3 separate regions of the Homo sapiens genome follow, and all the other regions are linked to region 2. A link is a contact called in ENCODE Hi-C or POLR2A ChIA-PET data. All regions are on one chromosome and are shown on one strand. The core of a region is the stretch at or near the end of the contact, and the rest is flanking DNA. Distances in the headings are between cores, read along the strand shown.

Evidence for each region. A loop is a pair of places that touch in the nucleus more often than their neighbours do. ChIA-PET counts read pairs that join two places held with the same protein, here RNA polymerase II (POLR2A). Pooled maps may share reads with other maps.
Region 1: a map of gastrocnemius medialis shows a loop between it and region 2 (9-fold over the local background). The contact joins the enhancer-like site here to the promoter of PARM1-AS1 in region 2. A Hi-C loop is called at or near these places in 5 of 168 maps with a recorded cell type or tissue (Right ventricle myocardium inferior, cardiac septum, colonic mucosa and 2 more), 8 of 37 single-sample maps with no recorded cell type and 10 of 50 pooled maps. POLR2A ChIA-PET finds 5 or more read pairs at or near these places in 1 of 52 experiments (activated CD4-positive, alpha-beta T cell).
Region 3: a loop to region 2 is called in a map of gastrocnemius medialis, with 5 times the contacts of the local background. The contact joins the promoter of PARM1 here to the promoter of PARM1-AS1 in region 2. A Hi-C loop is called at or near these places in 10 of 168 maps with a recorded cell type or tissue (GM12878, Right ventricle myocardium inferior, aorta and 6 more), 8 of 37 single-sample maps with no recorded cell type and 19 of 50 pooled maps. POLR2A ChIA-PET finds 5 or more read pairs at or near these places in 1 of 52 experiments (activated naive CD4-positive, alpha-beta T cell).

Annotation. Positions count from the first base shown.
Region 1 is chr4:75,003,813-75,006,512 of GRCh38, reverse strand. The region is part of intron 1 of PARM1 (prostate androgen-regulated mucin-like protein 1); the gene reads right to left. Among named protein-coding and RNA genes, the nearest start is that of PARM1-AS1, 35 kb to the right of the region's middle. Within about 2 kb of position 1,317, at least 6 of the 41 ENCODE cell types and tissues checked have a DNase peak (open chromatin) inside an H3K27ac peak, as active enhancers do; they include gastrocnemius medialis and psoas muscle, where a contact is called at or near this core.
Region 2 is chr4:74,968,912-74,971,611 of GRCh38, reverse strand. It overlaps PARM1-AS1 (PARM1 antisense RNA 1), which reads left to right and starts at 1,250. Exons shown (of 4, transcript NR_121617.1): 1 at 1,250-1,325; 2 at 1,971-2,121. All of the region lies in intron 1 of PARM1 (prostate androgen-regulated mucin-like protein 1), which reads right to left.
Region 3 is chr4:74,931,839-74,934,538 of GRCh38, reverse strand. PARM1 (prostate androgen-regulated mucin-like protein 1) reads right to left here and starts at 1,423. Exons shown (of 4, transcript NM_015393.4): 1 at 1,169-1,423. The coding sequence starts at 1,211. RefSeq lists an enhancer at 490-539 and silencers at 650-699, 1,280-1,589.

The DNA of each region.
Region 1 (2,700 bases), core at 68-2,567, 35 kb before region 2:
AGATACACCATGGAATACTATGCAGCCATAAAAAAAGATGAGTTCATGTCCTTTGTAGGGACATGGATGAAGCTGGAAACCATCATTCTCAGCAAACTATCACGAAGAAAGAAAACCAAACTCCACATGTTCTCACTCATAGGTGGGAATTGAACAATCAGAACACTTGGACAAGGGATGGGGAACATCACACACCGGGGCCTGCCGTAGGGTGGGGGGAGGGGGGACGGATAGCATTAGGAGATATACCTAATGTAAATGACAAGTTAATGGGTGCAGCACACCAACATGGCACATGTATACATATGTAACAAACCTGCAAGTTGTGCACATGTACCCTACAACTTAAAGTATAATAAAAAAAAATTAAAAAGTCATGCCTCCATACACCTTCCCACCCAAAACACAGCCACTTTTCTTTGAAGAAAATAATTAGTATTAGTATTTCCTTGAGAAGATATGATGAAGAAACTGAACCCATTACTTTCTCAGTTAGAGGTGAATGAGCATTGTTTCAAAACACAGTGACATTGCCAGAGATGGTGTGTCCTGCTGGGGCAGTGACAGGCCCACAGACATGAAAGGGACAGATTCAGGGAAGGGCATCTCTTAGACTTAGCCCATGTGTGCAGCCTAAAAGCCTGATAACCAGTTCAATCTGGAATTCCTCCTTGTAAGTTTACAGATAGCAGTGGTTCCTGAAGTCTGGTCAGGTTCAAGCTTTTTTGCTGCAAGAATAGCTGACGGATTGTTTCTCTGAAGAAAACCAGATTCTTGGTTGGATAGAAAACTATATGTTTCCACGTGTATTGTCCTCTATGGGGAGACCACTATTATAGTTTACATCCATTTGATATTTAAAAGAGCTAGTGTTTGGCTTGGTCCTCAGTTTCTAGACCTGCTAGGAGGGATGTGGGGGGCTGATTGTTGGGACATGCAGGTGAGTTCTTATGGTGCTGAGAGGAGGTAGAGGCATTGTAGCGTAGAGAGTCTGCCTTCTGTGCCTCCTGACCTGACTGGGTGTCAGGAATATGGGCAGTGAGTGCCCTGAACTCTGTCACCTTTTCCTGGATTCCATGAGCAACAACCTGGGCCAGTGGCAGAGTTGCAGACAGCCTGATTTTCTGTGTTGCTCACCTATTCTTTTTTTCTGTCCCTGGCCATGTCTTTCCCTGCTCTCAGCTTGTCAAGCACGTGAGAAAACATGTGGCAAAGCTTTGGCAAACTTGGTGAAACTTGATCAAAATGCAGTCAAGCCCTTTCCTGCTGCTGCCAAGTCAGCCGGGAGCATTGCTTGTGGTCGCCTGGCAGAGGCCACACAGCTGCTGAAGGTCTGTGTGCTGAGTAATTGCTACCAGTTTCTCCACCTGTTACGGCCACCATCGTGAACTGCTGAAAAGGCCAGTGGGACTGTTTAACACATATATTAACAAGTGTACTGAGCGCTTTACATACATCATCTTATTTAATTGAAATATAACCTCTGTGAGGTAGGCACCATTGTTATCTCGGTTTCACAGATGATAAGACAGAAGCTCAGAAAAGTTCAGTAATTTCCCTAAGGTCACACTGCTAGCACACGGTACAGCTGAAGCTTGAATGCAACACTGTTTAACTTTTAACCACCAGCTTTTTAATGATTCTATAGTATTGAATTGGGAAATGCAAAGGTGTTTTTGAAGTTTGGGCTCCATGTCTCCTTGGAGGCAGTTGGTAACCAGTTTGCTTCTATCTTTTCTAGTACATTCCCTAGTGTGGGCAACTAAGTGACTTTTTAAAAGTTATTAGACTGTATGAACCCTTCCCCTTCCCTTTAATCTGATCACAGGATTCCTACTGTCTTTGGGATAAAACCTGAGCTCCTTGGCACAAGACATGCCACCTTTCACAGTCTCTCCAGTTTACCCCTCATGAGCAGTGCGGTCTTGTCAGTCTGAATCCCTGTAAGCTCCTGGAGTATCCCATGGCCATCTGCCTCCCTGCCTTTGCACTGCTGCTCTTTCTACCCTGACTCTGCTCTCCATGTCTACCCTCTTGCCATCCCAGTTCTGAGAAATCCAGAGCCTTACCTTCTCTATGAAATATTCTGCAACTTGATAGACACTTCCTCCTGTGTGCAGCCACCTCACTTCACACAGACTCTAATGACAGCACACATCATGTTGAGCCATAGTCTTTCTCCAGGCTTGTACCCCTTCAGGCTAGGAGCCCTGATAATAAAAACTAAACTTGTTCTTTGTGTCTTAGTGCCTGGCACAGAGAAAGTGCTCAATAAATATTCATTGAGTAGAAACATGGATTTTCTACCCTTTGAAAACAGAAATGTTCTCTAGCTTATATGCTGAGTCATGATAGCAGAAATGTGTCCTCCCTGTGATTTGTCTGCAAGCTCCATGAAAATGACCTGTTAACACAAAATTGTGGATGGGCCTCCAGACAGACTTTTGTTATATTTGTTTGCTTGTTTTTACTTTGGAGACTGCAGGGATTTCCTTTCTTTATGCATGATCTAGACCAAGGTCACCAGCTTTTGGTGACCACCTATCAGCTGGGGCAAACACAGGCTAGTTTTAACATCTTTACATTGAATGAATTGAATTTCAGCAGGTATTTAAGAGAGAGAGAGAGAGAGAATGTTAAAATGATAATTATTTATTTACATTTCAAAGCTAGGTTTCAGTGTGTTTTAGGTTGAGCCAC
Region 2 (2,700 bases), core at 1-2,500:
GTATTTCATCAAATCTAAAAAGTGTCAACTATCAGACACTTGTTATTTTATGTAGTCTTAAGAGTGACACAAAATGCTGTTAATAAAATAGGATATGCCATTGATTGTGAAACACATCTCATTTTTAAAGTGGTAAAAGCAAAAACAAAAGCTTAAAAAAAAATCTGATATGATTTGGCTGTATCCCCACTCAAAACTCATCTTGAATTATAACTCCCATAATCCCCATGTGTCGTGAGAGGGACCAGGTGAGAGGTAATTGAATCACAGGGTCAGGTTTTTCCCGTGCTGTTCTCATGAGAGTGAATAAATCTCACAAGATCTCATGGTTTAATAAAGGGCAGCTCCCCTGTACACACTCTCTTGCTTACCATCATGTAGGACATGCCTTTGCTCCTTCGCCTTCTGCCATGATTGTGAGGCCTCCCTAGCCATGTGGAACTGTGAGTCCATTAAACCTCTTTTTCTTTATAAATACCCAGTCTTGGATATGTCTTTATTTGCCCTGTGAGAACAGACTAATACAGTGTCTTAGAAGGGGTATCTTGATGAAACATAGTAAGCAACTTGCCTCCAAATGCTCACTTCTCAGTCCTTAGGTCTCCTGTTGTTCCCCACTATGCTCATGCAGCTTCATTTCCAATGAGAAACCTAAAATCCAGGAGTGAGGAAACTATCTCAAAGTCACTGAGTGAAGAAGGAGCAGAGCCAGGACTCATACTAGGCCCCTGATTCCTTTGTGCTGGCTCCCACAACTCTATATTGCCTCTCACTCTAAGGTATTTATCTCTTGCTCTGGAAAACAGAGCTAAATTAGTCAGAGAACATTTGCCTCCTGATTAGGTTTAGCTTATGATAACATAAAAATTAAATTGCTGCCCTGAACACATGCAGGCAGGCTGGAAGCAGCCTGGGTAGACATTTACCAGGGTAAGAGAGGGTCTCTGGATTTGAAACATGCTCGGTAAAATCTATAAAGCAGGCAATCCATGTGCCAGGCAATTGAATAGCTATTTATCACAGTTAGATTAGATGTTTTACTCAATCTAGACTTACTGGAATATGGGAGAGAGGCTGAGAATAATTTTATTTTCTCACAGACCTGGCCCTTCCCTCTGCCACACAGCTAGAGCACTGGGATTTCTCCACAACATCTGTGCCACTGCTTAAATGATGGAAGTTTGCCATGTCTGTAACTAAGAGCCTGGCGGCTGACATGTGAGCCGTCCAGCCTCACATGGTCCACAACCCCCTCAAACTTGAAAAGAAGGACAGAGCCACACAAGAGGACAGCTCCTTCTGCAGTGCCTCCTCTGGCCTGACTGGTGAGGTACAAGTTAGGCATGGAAGAGAATTATCTGGAATGTCTTATCTGGCTGGTGCCCCAGGAAACCTGAGATACTGTATACCTCCTGTTCACATACTAACACTTCTAAATTTAGCTTAGGGAGGTGTGGCCTCTAATTCTTCATATGAAGATAAGCTTCCTTTAACTCAGTGTTTCAACCTCTGCATCGTGACTAGATGACATGTGAGTGGAGATACTGACCGCCCCCTGCCCCGCCTTCATCCCTAGGCTGGTCATCTGGCTGTGAACCGCTGTGATTTTTAAATCTGCCAGTGACTTAGACAATAACAAAAGGTTGCATCCAGACTAACTTGGCCCATGTTAAGAACCCTGGGAGCTCAGCCCACAGATCTCAAGATGAGAGTGCAGTGCGCTATCAATTTCTACAATCTCAAAAACAGTGAAAAACAAAACCCCTATTGCTCCTTGGCTACTTTATTCTTATCTGCTGGGTGATAGCTGATAGTAAGGTGTTGAGAGCACCCAGAAGAGAAGGAACAGCCCAGCTGTCCATGGTGGGAGAGGAACAAAGACACCTGCCTTCTCACGAGGTATTTAGTTTCATTGCAACACTACTCAGTCTTTTAACTTTTATTTTCTCTGCCTCCCCTGCCTGATGAAGAAAGGAGACAGCCTCAGAGCTATGCCTCCAGACGCATCATTCCTCTTGCAACACTGACTGTTTTCACAGCAAGATGGGCCCTTTAGCTCTCCTCATGAAATGTGAGGCTGTGTGCCCTCTCTGCCTTCCTCTGACTACAGAGGACCACTGGGTGAGTTTGGAAGGCAAGACACATGTCCTAGCACTGGATACAATGGAGTGGTAACTACATTCAGATTTGCTTGTCTGCAACTTGGGTGATACAACATTCTGAGTGCTGTACTATATTTTCTGGCATTTAAGTCCCTTCTTACATGTTAAAATAGAAATTTGGGTTCATGCTTTCCCTCTAAGTGCCTACAAACCCTCTTTAAACTGCTTAACACAGCCACAAAAGGGCCTTAGACAGCCGCCCCCTCAACACAACGACAAGGGACCCATGAGCTTGGCTCTCTCTGGGTACTTCTGTAAGTGAGAAAGAGTAGGGGATGTCGGCTGCCCTTCCGCACCCTCTCCCTCATTGCCAGGAGAAGCCCTGTATACACACCATCACCTACCTTCACAGTATCCACCTGCAAGGAGAGAGAAGCAGCCAAAACTTGGTTTACCATGTGCTTGTATTTAGTCCATTCTGGTTCTCTGTCAGAAGGTTATTTCCATTTTTGAACATAAACCACCCTGGCAAACCAGCCCATAGCCTACTTTCAAAGCCTGTCTTTCAAAACATTTCTTAAATATGGGAAATCACCAC
Region 3 (2,700 bases), core at 174-2,673, 37 kb after region 2:
AGAAAATACGCTATAGTTTCAAGTTGGGAAACTTTTCCTTATAACTGCATTACCCACTGTGAGCTGCCTGAAAACCGCTAGCTTCTTTTCAAGGGATTGCGACGACTCGTGTCCACAACTGTAGGAACCCGACGAACTCAGAGGGAGGATATACAGACTAAAGCACGAGTAGAATCGGTTTGCGCTATGTGACTTTGGGTCACATTTAAACTGAAAATGCCAGTGGCCGCGCAGTCGGGCTACTTTTCCCAGCAGCACCATATCCACAGCCAGTTGTCCCTTTTCGGGAGACGTTTTCTGGAAAAAATAGGTACCTGAACTCTAGATTCAAAGCGTCTTTCTGAATCTCTCCCCGGTCCCCGCCAAGCCGAGCTCAGTCATCTGGCTCCCCTCTTCCCCATCCCCGCTGCCAGAGGTCGTCGCCGTCTGTGGTCCCGAAACCCGAGAGTGGCTCCTACGAAGCCTTTCAGAGGTGGTGCAGGGGGAGGGGAGAGGATGCTAGTTTAGCCAAGTTAATAGTTTCTTCTATGGGATACGTTTTTGGGGAGTTCTGGGGCAGAAGGTAGCCTTGCTACCCCCAGTGACGATTGCGAGCCTGACCAAGGCCGGGCCGCTGCTGTTAGTGCCACATCATCCTAAGCATAACTAGGAAGGGACGCCGGAGATCAGAGACCGCCAAGACTCGAGAAAGCAAACCAGCCCCGCCAGGCGCGCAGCCGCTGCTGAAGCCTTCCCAGATGCGAACCTCCCACCCCCACTTCCCCGGCTTTTTCATCCCTTCCAGGGCCCAACGGCAACAAGAAGTCTGGTCCCGTACTTTGGCAGAGTGCGCTCCGAAACCCTGGTGAAGAAAGAGAAGCCTTGAGGCGCAGTCCGTGTTGCCCACTCTGGGTTCGAACACGCAGCTAAGACAGCCACCTGTTCTACAAAGCTGGAGTTTGTGCGGGCGCGGGCTGCGGCAGGAAGGACCCCATCGTCCCCTCCCTCAGTACGGTTCGGGACCGCCAAAGGTGCACGTCACCCCAAATCTAAGTGCGCACACACCTGCGCACTCACCCGGAGGCGCGCGGCGACTCACTGCCGGATCTCCTAGCTTCAGCCCCGACCACGCGCTAGCTACTGGGGCCCACCCCGCGACCTGCCCTTCCGGGAGGATGGCGCCAATTACCTGCAGTTAAGATGCAAAGAGCGAAGAGAGTCTTGTAGACCATGGTAGCCTGGTATTTGGTGCCCAGCCCGGGGCGGGCGGCAAGGAGTTTGCGGACTGACAGAGCGCACTGGGCGCTGGTAGCGACTCCTCTGCCGGGTGGGCTGCGGTGGGAGCCGGGAGGCGCGAACAGCTCCAGTGGAGGGCGCGAGGCAAACGAGGCGAACGCAGCGCAGCTCCGTCAGCTGCGTGCCCTCCGGTGCTCCGCGCTCTTCTGCTCCATCCCAGCCGCCCGAGCCCGGGGCCGCCTCCGCCTCCGCCGCCGCCGCCGCGCCTGCCGCTGCCAAACCCCTCCCACCCGGGCCCCGCGGCGATGACTGGGCCACCCCCTGGCCTTCCTTCTCTCAGCCCTCAGGTCCCGAGAGCCCCGGCCCAGAGCGGCCTCTGCTGGACAGTCAAGACACGAGACCCTGGGTTCAGCAAATGTTTGCAGCGCCTTGCACTGTGCTGGGAACTAGGGATGCAAAGAAATGTGAGCACATCTCTGCCCTTAGGAATCTAGCTCAGCTTTTCCTACATGAGCTTACAGCCTTTAAAAAGGTGACCTTATGCCATTTTAGGAGTTCCCTCGGAGAACCGGCACATGTTCCAAGAATGAGGACCTTCTTCATTTGTCAAAACACTTCTGCGTGTACATCATTAAACCCTCATCCACATTAAACCCGGCTGAGCTTCCTGGGGCCCGAACCAGGATGTCTGCCGCTGCATTCAGCTTCTTACTAGAAGAAAATACTGTCGGGGGGATAACTAAGCCAGACACCCTACTAGGCGTTGTTTCATGAATCCTTCTAAGAATTATTATTATTCCATTTTACAGGTGAGAAAATGAAGGCACAGAGAAGACAATGTTCTCAAGGTCGCATAACTGGTAAGAATAGTTTGTGCACTAGGCCCATAATAAAGGCTGACGTTTCCTGAGTGATTGCTATGTGCTAGGCACTGGACAACGTGCTGTTCAGGAATCAACCAAGTCATTTAGTTCTCACAACAATCCTTGGAGATTATATCCTCGTTTTCAGGGGAGAAAGTAGAAGCACAGAGAAGTTTAACTTGCCCGAGTTCACACAACTCGCAAGTAATGATAAGATGCCTGCCCAGGCACCCCGCTCAGCCTCTGTACTCTACTCCCTCTCAAGAGCCCAAAGCTTCTCCAAAGCCTACAGATTAGAACTGACCTTTCATTCAGTTCCCTCCCTGCTCTTGCTACACTTTAGGCTTGCTTAATTCTCACACTTCGATCAAAGCAGATGCCAGGTTCTCTCCCAATTCTGTTATTAATGAACCTATTGGTCCCCTAGTCACTAGAGCTGGGGCACTGCAGGAGTTAACAAGCCTTTGTAAAGAAATGATTTGCGTGGAAGGCAGCTTTCTTTTTTCTGTAATATCTTCTTCATATGCCATGGGCTCTGTTCTCACTTCTTTCTCACATACCAGAAGCTGACTCTAGGAGTCCTGAGCACCTTATCTATGGTCAATTCCTCTGCCTGACTCTA